Linked DNA regions of Mus musculus: region 1 is linked to region 2. A link is a loop called in an ENCODE intact Hi-C map of the cell type or tissue named here. Cell type or tissue: left cerebral cortex. All regions are shown on one strand.

What was found. A loop is a pair of places that touch in the nucleus more often than their neighbours do. Peaks named below come from ENCODE experiments on the same cell type or tissue, not always from the same donor. Only the 100,000 strongest peaks of a DNase experiment are listed, where the experiment ranks them.
Region 1: a loop joins it to region 2, with 8 times the contacts of the local background. A loop is called at or near these places in 26 of 42 quality-filtered maps.

The regions. Positions count from the first base shown.
Region 1 is chr15:74,635,562-74,643,561 of GRCm38, forward strand. It overlaps Mroh4 (maestro heat-like repeat family member 4), which reads right to left and starts at 757. Exons shown (of 27, transcript NM_001177437.1): 1 at 655-757; 2 at 1-46. In left cerebral cortex, a CTCF peak has its summit at 4,770; DNase peaks (open chromatin) are centred at 2,749, 4,781, 5,491 and 6,429.
Region 2 is chr15:74,688,755-74,696,754 of GRCm38, forward strand. It overlaps Gm32994 (a long non-coding RNA gene), which reads left to right. Exons shown (of 5, transcript XR_003951652.1): 4 at 7,697-7,752. Among named protein-coding and RNA genes, the nearest start is that of 4933427E11Rik, 16 kb to the right of the region's middle. In left cerebral cortex, a CTCF peak has its summit at 3,742 (motif pointing left); DNase peaks (open chromatin) are centred at 3,734, 4,376, 4,728 and 5,271; H3K27ac peaks cover 395 bases.

The DNA.
Region 1 (8,000 bases), 53 kb before region 2:
GGCTCTGCTAGCACCTGAAGTCTTGAGCCTGGTGGCCTTGGGCAGCCTGAGAAGAAGGGAGGCAATGTGACTGGGGGCTGTTTGTGCCTAGCCAAGGGTAAAGTTGAAAACTTTGGGCCCTGCCTGCATCAAGATTCAAGGAAGGGAGAAAGGAGGCTAGAGTTAGCCAAGAGTAGAGGAGCGCTCTTGGGACTCCCAACAGCTCCCTGGAGGGAAAAAGAGACTTTGCAGGAGACTCTGCTTCCACTAGGTGTGTCTCCCCTCCTTCCCCTGCCTCCCACCCCATTCCTAAGGAGAAGTTTATTGAGATTCTCATTGTTGCCTGGCAATCCAGAGAGTGCCCTCGACTGGGGAGAGACAGCAGAAGAGTATAAAATAAGGCAGCTGTACAGAACCAGATGACCTAGAGGGTTAAGAAAGAAGAGGGAGAGGGTATTTCTCATCCTTCAGGGTGTGGGAATATCCACTCAGGATCCTGCCATCTACTATTGAAGCTTCTGAAGGAAACCCCCCCCACACACACACACACACACATTGTGAGATCTGGTTGTCTGGGGGCAGGGGACAGACTCGAAAGGTTCCCTGAGATGACAAAATCTCGACTAGTCCCCAGTTGGGGCTTAATTAAGGCAAAATGCCTCCTCAAAGACAGACCTGTCTTTGAGTTACTATCCCCAAGGCTCAGTGGGGATTGTGCCCCCAAGAAATCCAACCAGAAGCCCCCAAAGGCTTGAGTGACAAGTTCCCAACAGCCACTGGGTGTTTGGGAGGTCAGGAGGGAACCTCAGCCCTGAGGATTCCATCCTAACCGACACTGAGGGCAGTTGAGGAGCAATGGAAATCAGACAGGGGCAAGACACATTATCTGTGTCAGTGTCATCTGAAAAACAGTAAGGGCTACTGGGAATAGTCCCAGAGGAGCTCTAAGGGGGGCTCCTTTTGTAAAACCTCTGCCCCATCTGACAGTCTCAAGAATAGACTTTGTCCCCCTAGGAGGCTTGAACATGTACAGCTGCTTGACAGAGCCTGCTTCATGGTTTAGATGGCCTGGGGGGACCCTACCTAGAGCCCCTGTAATATCTGCAGCTCTGCTACTGGCTTGCTCCTCCAAGTCTGACTTGAGGACCTGATGGCCAAAGAAGGAACACTGTCCAGGTGGTCTTGGGACATATAATCACTGTGGTTACCCCAGGGCATTTGGACTAGTCTACTCTTCGGTCTGCAATGCCCCTCAGAATGACAGTTGGAAGGGGTGTGGCTAAGCCAACTGCCACTCGAAGATCTGAAAGATCACCAGTAACCCCCACCCCAGTGTACAGACAACAGCTATGCAGGCTGATGGAAGAAAGGTTAGCTGTCTTCGAGAAAAACAGCCCCTCGTAGTCCCTGGCCCTGCTCTCGCTGGGCCTCGGGATCAATCTGTGATCTGGAGCTGGCTTCAGCACAGGCCTGGCTCCTGTCCAGCAACCTTGCTTCAATAGGTGTGATAGAGAACCCATCAGTGGCGAGGTTTTTGATTGCTTATTTTTCGTTTCTTTAATGAGGGATACTGAGTCCCTGAGTGTGCTTCTGGAACTCAGGGCCCGTTCACAGCTAGGCTTTGGGGACTTTGGCAGGAATCCTGATGAACAAGTTTGACTCTCCATGAGTTGAGATAGACAAAAGCTGGCAGGTGGAAGCCTTGTAGGAAGGAAGACGGGGTCTTTCTGGATGCAAAGCTACCTACCCCTGGGAGAACAAGAGGCAGGCCCCACTCTGCTGAAGCAGGTCAAGCTACCATTGTGAAGGGCTGAGGTACAGCCATCTGTTGTCCAGAGAGAGAGAGACAGAAAGACAGAGAGAGTCCACTCTCTGAGAAGAGCTGGGGTCTAGGGCTTGGTTCTAGTCTCAGGTCCCCAGCAAAACCTCTGAATGAGAAACTCCAGGGTAGTTGCTATGACTGCCTTAGGCCCTCTTGACTTACTTCCTCTGCAGAAAAACCCCCTGAAGCTGTCTCTGCACACTGCACACTGTCCCTTCCCTGAGACATTTTGGGCTTTCCTTCCTGAGGGATATAGACCTTCCTTCCGAACCTACTTCCTGTGGTGCAAGGGAACTGCTCGGGGGATAACTGTTGAACATGTCAAGTGCCTACATAGCATGAGATAAGTTTGATTTTTAGGGAACATGCCAGTTTGTACCCCAAGACATGATTTCTCATCTCCATCTAAGAAAAGTAGTAGGCAGCAAAGGGCGCAAGGCCTATAGCAGAACTTTTACAAGAGTTACTGGGGGCCCCATAGCCCTGGTTGAAACCAGGTTGAATTTGGGGGGAGATTTTTTTTTAACTGTCTCAAATCTCCATGGAGAGTAGAGTCTCCTATATCGCAGATCCAAATTGCCTCCCGTAAAACTTCTATGATGCCAGTCAGGATTTGACCTGACACACCAACATGAAAATATTGTGGTGTATTTTCTGGCACACCTCCCCTCCCCTACTCTCCAAAAGGGGATGGGGAGAGCCAGAAACTCTAACCAAAACTTCGGGAGACCTGGGGTCTGGGGAGTAGCTTGAAATAGAACCTCATTTTACTTGTGAGACCATAACAGTGGCTGCAACCTTTTAATGAGGGGTTGTGTTAAGAATATTCCTCCTGTCCGGACAGACAGAGGGCCTTCCTAGACTGTTTAGTCACTGCACCTTCTTTGAGCCCTGCTTTTGAGAACTGACATTAACACATCCTTAGAGCCACAGTAGCATTGAGCATATGGGTAGCTAGCTTGGGTATCTGGTTCAACTTCTTCCCACACACCCAACAGCCCACAGATTCCCCTAAACTTGAAACTTTATTTGTCTACCACAGAGGGTCCCCCCCATACTGTTTTTAATGGAGAGTCACCTAGGCTCAGGTCTGTGGAGGTTGTGTTTGAGGTCAGGGCCACTGGGCAGCCATTTTTTCTTAATTTTGTTTTGAGCACCTAGGAATTAGCTACAAGGGGGGGGGGTGTGTTTACTAGAAAAGACTTATGCCTTCCCCTCTAGCCCCTCCTGCCTTGGTCTTTTATTTTCTTCTTGTGCCTTTCAAACTGGAGCACATGTCAGCCTATTGCTGTCCTAACTTCTGAAAGAGTGTAGTGACAACCTGAGACATGTACATGTTTTACTCAAAAGACCTAATTATTGAAGTTGTCGATACATCCAGTACCAACAACTGAGCACACAGAACTACCATGGAGACTGGAAACATGTTCCTCAGAGGCCGGGAGTCAGCAGTGCAGTCTTCGCTGAGTTTTTCTAGTTAGATCTTTTGGCCCCGGGGGCACAGGGTTCGCCACACCCTATGCATAGTCTCCAAGGTTGTGCAGGAGTGAGTGCCACTGTTAATGTAGCAATGGATTGTTTTTTAAACACCTAGACTCTAACGCTGAGACTTCTTAATCTTGGACCATGCCTTTTCTCTTTCTTTCAAAACTGAAGTCAAAGATAGCTTTGAGCCTGACTGATCAGTTGGCCATATAGATCATACTGGAAAAGGAAGCAGGCTTTGCGAATTGGGAGAGCAAGGGTTCGAGGCTTACACTTAACAGATACAGGATGCCTCTTTGTCAGGCATCCCTAAACAGACAAACAGACTTGAGTCAGACCAGTCGGTGTGCTGACCGGGTACCAGCCATTTTCATTTGGCCAAACCAGCAAGCATTGCCAGGGCTTCCAGTCCTGTAAACCGCTCTTCTCCACCCCTTTCCAGCCTCCCTCTCCCCACAGTACCAGACTCAATATGACAAGTAGAATCTGTCCCCAAACTATGTCAAGGAGAAGGCATCACTACTTGTCTTACAGGCATCCCCAAGCAAAGGCAGACCTGGTCTCTGGGTCAGCAGCAGGCAGGTGTCAGCACTACCTCTCAGACAGGGAAAAGATGATGCGCTCTCAGATGAAAGGTCCCATCTGGGCCATTAGTGATTTGTAATAAGGACTCAAGGAGACTGTTTCTTGGTGCAGATGAAGAACCGAACAGTAAAAGCAGATGCCATGGAAAGATGATCAGCAGAAAGTGATAACCAGAGGTGGACTGGTCCTTTCCAGGTGCCATCAAACCTATTTGATTCTCTGTACCTGCCATGTTGCAAAAGTGAGGCCCAAGCTGCTCCCTGCCTGGAGAGCTCAGTGTGTTAGAATGAAATTCGCTTGTGGTATTATCTAATGGACCATCAGCTCTGTGGAAATTTTGTTGAAAAAAAATGAGCACCCCAGAGTTGACACTAAAGAGCGTGCAGCCTGCAGCATGCTTTCACAGACCACCTCTATTGCTAAGGGGCTGGGATGGGGGCTCATCAGAAGGTCTTCTGCTGGCTGCCAAATCCCTCTATGTCACTGCCTGGGGCAGAGTCTCAGGAGTCCACTCTGCTTCCTAGCGAGGGATACAGGTGCAGTGTGGGAGTCTGATGCTTTGTCCCTACAACACTTGGCCAAGCAAGGGAGGAAGATTTATTTTGGCTCATAGATTCAATTGTTTTATCCCATGGACAACCGACTCCATTGCTTAGCGTGGGAGATGGATGAAGCTACTTACTCCCTAATGGCCAGGAAGCAGAACAATAATATATTTTCCCAATAAACTACTTTGAGCAAGATTCCCACCTCCTAAAATCCACCAATTTATGGCTCCAGCAACAGATTAACCCATTGGTGAGGTTCAAGTCCAGTCACCTCTCAATGACTGGATCCATCAGTTGGGCACGAAGACTTCAACTCTTCAGCCTTCTGGGGACACTTCACATCCAAACCACACGGGGTCACCCTCATCCCTAGCCGGGACCTGAAGGAAAAAAGCCCTATCCCAAGGCCTGAGCTGTGTAAAACTTTGTGGGGCATTTGATATTGTTTCCTTCCTTCCCTTACAGGCACAGAAATCCAGGGCGGGGCTTGCTTTTCCAGACGCTTTATATTGTATTGTTCTATGTTTTGTTGACTTGCGTTTGCCTCCATTACCTTTGGAGGTGGGGCAGGAGGGAATTTGGGGCACGAGGGAACAAGATGGGATGGATAGTGTGGGCCAGTACTGGAAGATAGCTCCCATGCTTGTAGAGAGAGATGTGGGGGCGAGTGGGGCGTGTCTTCTTAGCTTCCCAGTCTACTGTGGCCACTGTTACCTTAACCCTCAGGCTTCCTCTACTGCGTGTCTTCTTAGTCTGCACAAAATAATTGAGAGCACAGGCTGTTCTGTCACCCATCGCATGGGAAAGGAGAGAGGCAAAGCCCAAGAGCCATCAGAGAAGACAGGGCAAGTAAGCAGAAGAGGGAGCTCTGCTGCTTGTAGAATGGATGCAGGCCTCACCCGGGCCTCGGAGCTGGGAGCTGGGGTTTGGAGCACGTATAGACATTTGCTGGGTGGCTGGGAGGAAAATGGCTTCACAGAAGCAGGAAGGGAGCTTGGGGGCTCATGGCAAGACGGATGTGGCAAGCTGGAGGCTGAGGATGCTGGGTTGGGGTTTGTCCTCATGGATGGCCAGCCTGGCCAACATAGCAGAAGGAGGAAGTGGGCTGGTACCCACTGCAAAGTTGTTTGAAAGTGCAAGGTGTCTTATGGGATTTGAAGTGTGAGAAGTGGAGGCGGGTGACATCTCTGGTCCCCTTCAAGAGGAAAGGCCCATTGAGGAAGAGGCGCAGGGGGTAGCCACCCTACTTCCTTCCACCCAATTGAGCTGTCACTCAGCAGGGACCAGTCAATGTCCAGTAGCCCAGACAGGGAACAGGATCACCCAGTCACAGGACTTGTCGGGGCTTTCTTCCCATCTCTGGGCTATAGCAGGGAGAAGAGGCGACATTCCTGAGAGACTCCCATGATTGCCCCCTTAGTTGCCCCAAGAGAATGTGTCCCTCACCTTTGAACCTGAGTCCCAGATGGGAACTGGACGTTGGGGGGGATTCTGAGAAGTTCTTGTGGTGGTCTGAAGTGAGAAATTCAGGAGGCACTCTGTTCAGGCTCTCCTGGACGCAGCCTTCACAGCAGGAGCAGTAGATTCTCCCATAAGCCCCTAAGGCTGGACCTGTGGAAACTGCACACCTCCACAAGTGTCGTGTTGTCTTGTCACTGAACCTACAAGTCCTCTTCCTCCTCGTACCCAAGGGCAGATACTCCAGAGGCCCTGAGAACAGGCGGGAAATTGCCTCGGTGGCCAGAGAATGAGGAAGGAAGCCCCAACTCTAGAAAGCAGCTTCTCTGGCAGTCTTTTGAACTTTGAGGCTTCTGCCTGGAGAGGGTTGTGAGGGTGTGGTGTGCACACTGTCTGTCATTGTCAGAGTTTTTCACAGAAAGGGAACCTTCAGGGACCAGGCACTACCCTACCCCCTCCTCTGATTTGGTTGACTCTGTTATGGAGATGGTGGGGGATTTTTCACGATGCAATGGTAATGAGCCGGAGATAGTCTGGAGTGTTACTGGCAGTATCTGAGCTTCTGCTAGCACTCCAGACTCACCGGGTGGTGTGGTTGGCAGTTGGAAGTGTATGGTCAGCAATATCTGGCTGATAGTCCAACAAGCAAGCAGCATCTGGGAGGGAACACCAGGCACCCCTGGAATTGAGGGTCAGCTCTGGAAGGACCCCTGAGCTACTTTTCCTGCATAGTGCTTACTGCATGAGGCTGTGATGAAGGTTGATAAGTGCTTGGTCAGGCTTGGGGAAGACAGAGCCAGTCCCCAAAAGACTGCATCATAGGTGTCATGTTGATGGGAGGCATTACATAATGCAGGGTGGATAGTGACTGGGTTAGGTGAGGCTGTGAGGGTGGTAGGCACATCCCTCTGGCTTGGGGCCTGGGGAGAGAGGGTGTTCTGGAGAAATAGGGGTGGCATAGAGAATGGGACAGAGGCCTGGGAGAGTAGATCTATGTCCAAGGAAGAGCCAGGAGTGCTGGGGGAGGCACAGACCATCCAAGGCCACTCTGTACATGGTGTCTACCCTGTCTGCCTCTGTCCATCTGACATGCAGCATAAGTAGAGGCTGAAGACTGGGCACTAGGTTGGAAGAGTACAGTGGACAACGGGGTAAGTGATGCATAGCCCTTGTCATATTGTGCCTTGAGGGACGCAGAGTTATGATAAAGGCTGTGTTGCACACGGTGGATGCTCACAGGGTGCTCACAGCTCCCAACTGGGCAGGACTGGAGCCTGGTTAAGCTGAGGCAGAAGCCTGGGGTTGGGTGGTCTCTAAGACTTCTTCCAGCACAGAATGCCTTCCCATGGCCCAGAGGAAGCCAGGGGGTGGAGCTCTGAGGTGCTGAGACCCTACTTGTCCCCCAATCTGTCTTCAGTCTAGACTTCATCCTCCAAGGGTCAAGCTGGAGGCTAAGGAAAATGGAATTCGTAGCAGGTTAGCCCACTGCCACACCCATACACCAAACTCTTCCCTTCTCAAAGGCCCTCCCTACTCACAGGGATTCAGTGTTCTTAACAGGTTGCAGCAGAGGTGAACTCTGGGCCCCATAGTCCCTCGGCTCATGCCTGCTGAAGGATTAATCTTGTGTGCAGAAAGTACCCGTGCAGCCTGGTTACAATGTAAGGTTTCCCCCAAACAAAAGATGTGAAAGGCCAATGATTTTGGCCCCCTTTCCTTGACATCTCTTGCTGAAGGAAACAAGCACTCTGCTGCCGCCTTCTGCACAGGAGCTGCAGGCCCCCTTGCCCAGCATCAGCCTGCCTTACATCCCTGAGATAAAATGATCTTGCCTAACTTTCTCTGGCACTTTGTGATGTTCTATGCCAAGTGTATGAGTGAGAATAGAGAAGGAGGCCCAGGGCCCATCTGAGCCGATGTTGAACCAGCTGAGGATAGGCATCCCTTGGAGGCTTCAGCTGCAGATTGTTTGCCTGGGAGCAGACAAGTGGACAAGGGAGCCTTCCCCAGACATCGTCTGAGAGGAACTGGGGTGAGCACTGGCAGCCTTATGAGTCTCCAGAGAAGGGACCTGAGTGTGCAGAGGAGGCCAAGATAGCCTATATGATTCAGGCTTACCCGTA
Region 2 (8,000 bases):
AATGACCAGTTAGCATTCATTTTTAAAAACTCTGAAATCTTAACCTGGCAGAGAGATGTCTTCAGGATGATTTTCTGTGACTAAAGAAAAACTATTTTATTAAATGATATTAATAAAATATACCTGAAAAAGCTCCTTGGGTAAATAATGACTATATTACTAACAAGGAATATATTAAGTTGTCAGGCTGGAGAGATGGCTCAGCAGTTAAGAGCACTGACTGCTCTTCCAGAGGTCCTGAGTTCAATTCCCAGCAACTACATGGTGGCTCACAACCATCTGTAATGGGATTTGGGGTGTCTGAAGGGGGGACTGTGTTCACATAAACTAAATAAATCTTTAAAAAAAAGAAAGAAATCATCACCTTCTTTGAATTTACTGAATAAAAGAATGTAAGAAATTATCAATGTTTGATATCTAAAATGAAGTGGCAATTTACAATGGCCATGTTCCTAGCTAAAGTATCAGACTGATTGAAAATACTGGCATTACCAGAATCAGTACCTATCTCCATTAACAACGAAAGTAATTGGAATTACTGGAATGCCAATACTAGTGACAATTGGAAGACAGTATATAAATATTTTGTTATGAAACAAGGCTTTTCCCTTTTTTGTATTTTGTATTTTAATTTTTTATTTATTTTTGGTTTTCTGAGACAGGGTTTCTCTGTATAGCCCTGGCTGTCCTGGAACTCACTTTGTAGACCAGGCTGGCCTCGAACTCAGAAATCTCCCTGCCTCTGCCTTCTGAGTGCTGGGATTAAAGGCATGTGCCACCACACCCGGTAAAAAGGCTTTTCTGAACCTTTAGTTGCATCTTGCAGTTAAGGATGAAACGACCCGTCAGACAACCAGAGGCAATGAACACTGCACTTTTCAATTTCTCTCAAAATGGTGGGAAACTGTTAAGAGTGATGTTAATCACAACAACTTGCAAGGCATCAGAGCAAAGAGAGGAGGTGAAATCAGTGCTTCTCACCCTCCCTGCTCTTCTCGGGTTAGGTGATGATGAGCTCTTGTAAGTACGACTGTAATTCTCATTCTTACCTGCAATGCAAACAGAGTAGAAACTCGCTTGCTTTCTTTGTCCCCCCTTGGAAATAACCACTGGTAAGATCACAGCCATGAGAGAAGAGTCCACTCTGTACTTGCTCATATAGAGAAGACAGGGGCTGTGAGGTTGGAGAAGGTGGCTGCGAGGGATGAATTTTCTGATGTGAAATTATATACACATATGAAGATATGTGCTTGCGATATGTGTATATATGCCACTTTTTAATTTGTTTTTCATTTACTATAAAACTGTGACCCTAATGGCATTACCGATGAGAAAGAATAAGATAAAAGATGAGTTAGGATTGGGGATCAATGATTAAGCATCCTCTTGTTGTAGCTTCAAGTTCAATACTTAGTAACACAGAAAGCAATCACACACAACAAAAAGAGAATTTAAAGGAGGCATGGATAAAAGGGTTTCATCTTCTTTTCCTCAAAAGAAGAGGGCGATTTTCATTCACTCATAGTATTTCATTCTAGTGTTGTTGCTCATGGTAGAAATCCTGTGATAGAGTTGACTGCGGGTTTGAAGTATAACCTCTTATGTGATAGAGTTGACTTCAGGTTTGAAGTATAACCTCTTATGTGATAGACGTGACTGCAGGTTTGAAGTATGACCCCTTAAGGCTGCCTTTCCATGCTCATCAGTCTATATGGAACCACAGAGCAGAATGACCCCACCAATGCTGACCAGTAATCCGCACTACCTCTTCCCTCCAGCCTTCCTTTTATAAAGCAGATGTCTGAAGACATAGTGATTTTACAACACGAAAACCCTTTGCCATATCACTGTGCTGATTAACAAAGACAAAAGGAAAGGCAGACTTGGAAGTGTAGCAGTTGAATGGAGTACCTTCCTCACAAGCATGGAACCTTGCATTCAATCCCTCAAACTGTTAAAAAAACACTAATTTCTAGTTATATATTTAGAAACTCTACCACTACCATATGTCAGAGAAAGAAGCAATCACCATGTAAGTAAATGTCTTAGTAACACAGTATGGCTGCAGTGGCCAAAATGGAAGAGTTTTAAGGTACAAAAGCGAAAATTATTTAAATTCCTTAGGAAAAAGAAATCATAAAATGATTGAATAGTGTATCTGGTTGGACTGATACAAATCACGTTTTCGTTGACGGCTATAGAAGGTATTCATATTCACTTACTGCAATCCAGTGGTGGTAAATATGAATCAAAATGCATGTTTCGAAAAAGTACAGTGTGAGGAGTAGTAGAGATGAGATGGCTCAGCAGTTAAGGCCTCCGTGTTGTTCACACAGAGGGTCAGGGTAGAGATTCCATCCCAGCACACACATGTTGGTTCACAACCACAGATAATGGCAGTTCCAGGACCCACAATGTGTCCTTCTGAGCCCCATGAACATCAGGCAAGCACATATGCATAAAGGCAGGCAACACACACATACACACAAAAAATATAGTACTATGTGGTATGCTATGAATACCGTGGGAATACACCACATGCTAAGATCTTTAGAAAATTGCCCCAACCTGCAGGACTTAAACAACAGGTTTCTCGTGGGAAGGGAGCTACAATGACAAATTTTGGGATCAGAAGACGCTGAGGAAGGAGGCAAGACAAAAATTCTGTTCAAGTCTCGTTTACTCTTGGGAAATGGAGGATTTATAAAGCTGAAACCCTCAGACGGTATTTGCTCAGGTGCACAGGCCAAACCCCGGTGCTAGGCAGCACATTAACAAAAGAATGTCCCCATTGTGAAAGGTCTGGAAAGGAGTGCCCTCATTGTAAAATGTCCTGAGTCAGTTACAGAACAGAAGAAAGATAGTGGAAGAAGCAAAAGAGTGTTAGATGATGGCCCAGGGACAAGAGACTGAGATTCCAGGGGTTTTCAGGCCCAAACAGAAAATCTATTTTTAATACACTAATATATGCAGAGATTGAGCAGGACAGGAGCAGACTCGACTTGTCATCCCAACATGCTAATTTAAAATTACATATGCAAATATGTAAAATTTGGAGTGCAAGGGTGATAAACTTTTAAACAATACATGCTTTCTTATATAATCAATTCCTTGAATAACTCTGGGTGTAATAGTGTTTTTTAAGTGGCTGAGATGGGGCTCAAGTGAAGAAAGAAAATAGGAGAAGCGACACAATCATAGTTCAATTAAAATTGTATTTTTAAAATTTTTATATTACACTTTGAGAATCAAACCTTTCTTACTTTAAACTTTCTCGTCTAAGGAAGGACTGTGGAGCATAAAACTGCAAGAAGACTCACCTCGGCCACACTTAGTTCTCCTGCAATTAACATATTCTCATGCTCCCAGACAATACTCTCTCTGCCACGTACAGAATGGTCGCAGAAAAAGCTATTATTTTTAATACTGTTGGGAAAACATTTATCAATATATTAAATTCACAAGAGTATTTCAAACAGTATCAGAGATTTTTCTGAGGAAATGTTGCCATCATCTTCACATTTATGAGCCCTAAAGCCTTTTACAATGTTCCTCATTGAATAAGGAAAAAACAAAGCGAAATGGCATTGGGTCAAGGGCAATACAGTTCAAACCGCCCAGATTGGGCTGGAGAGAGGGCACAGAGGTTAAGAGCACTGGCTGCTCTTCTAAAGGTCCTGAATTCAATTCCCAACAACCACATAGTGGCTCATAACCTCTCTAATGAGATCTGGTGCCCTCTTCTGGTATGCAGGCATACACGCAGGCAGAACACTGTATAGATAATAAGTAACCCTTTTTAAAAAATCTAGTTATCTTGACAGGATGGAAAATGCCCTGATTTTAGAAGGAGTCTTAAGTCTTCTTGCTCCACAACAGTTTCTCTTAGGCTCCAGACTTAGGCTTCCAAATCTCTGGATTTTGCTCCTTCAATTTGCTGGGCTGCTATGACATAGAAATATGCCCAGAAATGGTAAAACGGTGTATAATTTGCTTCTCAATCTTGAACTGATTAGAATCTCAAATGAAAACTATCTTGTAAGTTTTGAATGGGCCTATTATTAAATGCTACAGATATCAGAAAGTGTTATTACTGAATTGAAGAGTCAGCCCAAGGTGAAAACAGTAATGAATTCCAAGACGTGGGTTGGATCCCTGGCTGGTCTTCCTTTAGTCAACAAGGAAACACTGAGCTAGCTAGTTTTTCCCCATGATGATCCTGAGTCTACATGCTTATCCCCAAAAGAAGATAAAATCATTTCTCACACATGCATAAGCACACTGATGAGATGTGGTAGGGTTTAGCTGTTAAATGGAGCTGGTAACATTTAGATTCAGAGGATTGTACTCATTGTCTTCCTGCTGAGGCAGAGTTGGAAAGCATTCTGGATTCCTGATGCACAGACTCAAATGTCTTGAGAAACATTCCTTAATATGGAAAAGCACCTGTTAGGCCAATCACGTCCCAGCACCTTCCCTGAGAAAGGTGACCGAGATCTGTCACAACCACAGATTGTACTACGGAGGCTGATGTAAAGGACCCAGTGTACAGATTACTGTGAAAGAGGGAAAGCATCCTTGGCCTTTCTGCAATTTGTTTGCACCCAATATTTAGTATATTCACAAATCAATTTGATGGCAGAAAAGAGAGACTCCTACAAAGTAACTCTCTGTGATGGTCTTCTAGGATACTGAAATGCTTTAAATAGGCGATGAGATTCCGATGCCTAGCAACGGCTGTGGGCCAGTCTTAAGAGTCTGGGCTGCCAGAGCACGGTAGTGTTATAATGGAAGCAATCTTGAGTTTACAAACTCATGGGCATGTGGACTGCCAGCTTTCAAGGCTCATGGCTATTGTGATAAACACAATAGGCCCTGATGGGTACTCCCCACTGGGCTGAAGGACGGGCTTTATGGTACCAAGTCACCATGAACAAACGATGGCAAGGCTTTCCTCAGGTCTGCCACATCCACCAGACATTTGGCTTCTTTGGACTTAGAGAACCTTTTACTCTTCTGGACACACAAGGAATAGAATGGATGTAATGTTTCTAAGGGGAAAGCAATAGGATTTTCTGGGGAGCTGTACATTTTGAGATTCAAAAACCATAATAATAAAAATGATAGCATGACACCAACTCTAACCACGCATGGGGCTCTTCTTGGAATGAAATGTAGCCTGCTGGATCTCCCAAGGACAAAGATCTTAAAGCTTCATAAAGAGAAGCTAGTGGGCAACTCAATGGTGGAACACTTCCCAATATGTTCAGGTCCTTGGCACTGATTCCCTGACTCACTATGAATCAGCCCTAAAATATCTATGCTGTGCATTGCTACTTCTCATGTATCTTTCCCTTTGCTTGCTCCTTGGCAAAAAAGCTGAGTCAAACACTTATTCCAAAAATATTTAAACAATAAACTCTCACCTGGTATAAAGTACAACTGTTGTAATTATTCTGTACCTAAATTCTGTGATAATTACCATTCTTATGTGATTTTCCTGCCTGAGCATAGTGCAGTGATCCAAACGCATCCTTTAAGATGTGACCAGTGCCTTGCTTTAATACTTCAATGATGACTTCAGAATCCCATTTAACCCCATGTATTAGTCCTGTTCTAAGATGACAGAGAAATGGTTAAATGGTTTAAACAATTAAATATATTAATTTAATATATTTTACCATTCAAATTCCTTGGCTGTTTGTGTAGAAATGTTTATTTGTTAATAGTCTTTAGTATCTTGCGAGAACAAGTGCACATGTTATGTGTGTGCGTTTATGTAAACATATATATTCCTAATTTAATGTCCTTTTTAATGGGAAATTAGTGTGCATATGACATCATTTATTAGATGTATGAAACAATTTACACCAAGAACATTCCATTGCCTCCCTGCCAAGTAATGACTATCCATTTGTACAATTAAAGCAAAACTAAGTGATTTTATAAAATAATATTGTTGGCTTCAAAATCCATACAAGTTACAATTATTGACACTAGTGTGCATTTGTTCAGTACTGAGCTGTGTGCTGTATAAGTAAATTTACCACCATTCTTCTCTGCACATTAAAAAGGAAATACGGTGATTTAAATGCTGTTCAGAAGGTTGCGTGCCTGCGACATGGAAAAGTTCAGAACTCACACCATTTTGTGTCCTTCTCAACCCACTGCGCATCCTGTTTCTTAGCATTGCAATACTTCCCCCGGCCTACAGTTGTTACAAGACCTCCAGTCCACTCTGAAACTCAAGTGAAACAGTTTTGTCCCATGAACCTTTGTTCCTGTCACATCTTTTACCATGGTATTTGGGGGACATGTTATTGTTTACATCAGTGAAAGTTTCTTGAGGGTCTATCTCAAGTGCCTCAAACAAAGGAGCACAGGTTTGCAATTCTTCCTTGCATAGATGAGATGAGTTTCTTTCTCAATGCCAGTCCTCCTGCATCTCAAAGAAATTAGCGCCTGAAAAAGTTGTTTAAGAAACACAATGCTCAGAGCTTCCTAGTGACATGGAAGATCCCCAAAGCCACAGAGGAAGCATCGGTTGATTCTGTGTTGAGGAAAGACCTATGATAATGATGTCAGACCCTTGCTCCAAATAGGTCACAAATGAAATGGGCTCAAAATGAGGGAGACATTGAAGAAACTTTGATTGCATACCTTGAAATAGATTATTGCCTATTTGGTGAAACCTGTCTTCGTCTTCAGAAAGTCCAATATGTATTTTTTTAAATGCTTGTTTGTCTGATAATTTCATACAAAGGTACTGCATTGAGATCATTTCTATCCCTCAGTCACTCCTCAAACACCTCCCATACACACCATTCCCTCTCAGACTCAGGACATTTTATTTAACTATTATTGTCTTATGCATGCACACTTACACACAACTGTATATATGTACAAACTGTAAGCTCCACTTGATACTGTTCATACGTGCATGTATTTATGGGTGACAAACTGAACTGGATAACCCATCAGGAAGTTCATTCCTGGATAAAACTGATTCTTTCATCAATCATTGGTGGCCTGCAGCTAGTCCTCCAGGATCTTGTGAAGTTCAGCCATCAGGGTTGGCAGATCAACTGATGTTGTCGTCTTTCAGGTCTTATTCAGGGAATAAGGCTACTGGGATTTCAAATATCTAAGGTGACACTGGCGCACTTGCAACAGTCATCCTGCTCCTCTGGCCCATCATCCACAATGTTTAATGAGCTGTAGTGGAGGGATTGTACTGTAGATGTACTGATTGGATCCAGGCAAACCATGGTCATTGATTCTCTGCATTTTGACCACTGGCGGATCTCTGTAATAGTCTCTGGCTAAGGCAAAGACAAGCTGCTTTGATGAGAGGTAAGAACTACACTTACCTGCGGGTATAATGATACATATTTAGAATACAGTTACATTGTTGATTTAGGAAAATGATAGTATGAAGTACTAGCCTGGGTATACGACCTCTCTGACCACATATAGTTGTTTTAGGTTTACACTTCAAGGCATGAATGCCCTCCCATTTAATGGCCTTAAATCTAGTTAGACATCTGTTGGTTAAAACAAGATAAAAATGTCACTGTTGAATCCCTGGGGTTAGCTTGCTGAGCCGGTTGTGATTGTGGAACACAGACTTAACAACTTGTTACATTTATTCAACGTATATGGACTTTGTATATTGATTAAATGTCTCTCTTTGAAGCTTGCACAGCACCTTCCGATCCTACAAGAAGTAGTCCTTGGGAAAGAGGCTCCCAGGTAAGGCTAGTTCCAGCTTGATTCCTCCAGACCCTATGTCTGCAGATTGTGGACTCTTGAGCAACGGAGTCTTACGGTCAGGTTACAGGAGAGAACCAAGGACAACGACAAATTGTTTGTGTCCTTTGGGTGATGTCTTTGACACTGCTGACCATTAATTCTGGGGGAGGTTTCTCTTGTCTGGCACTAGATGCTTTGTTAGTCCCTGGCTGTTAGGGAGATTGTGAGCATTTTTATCCCATGTAGCA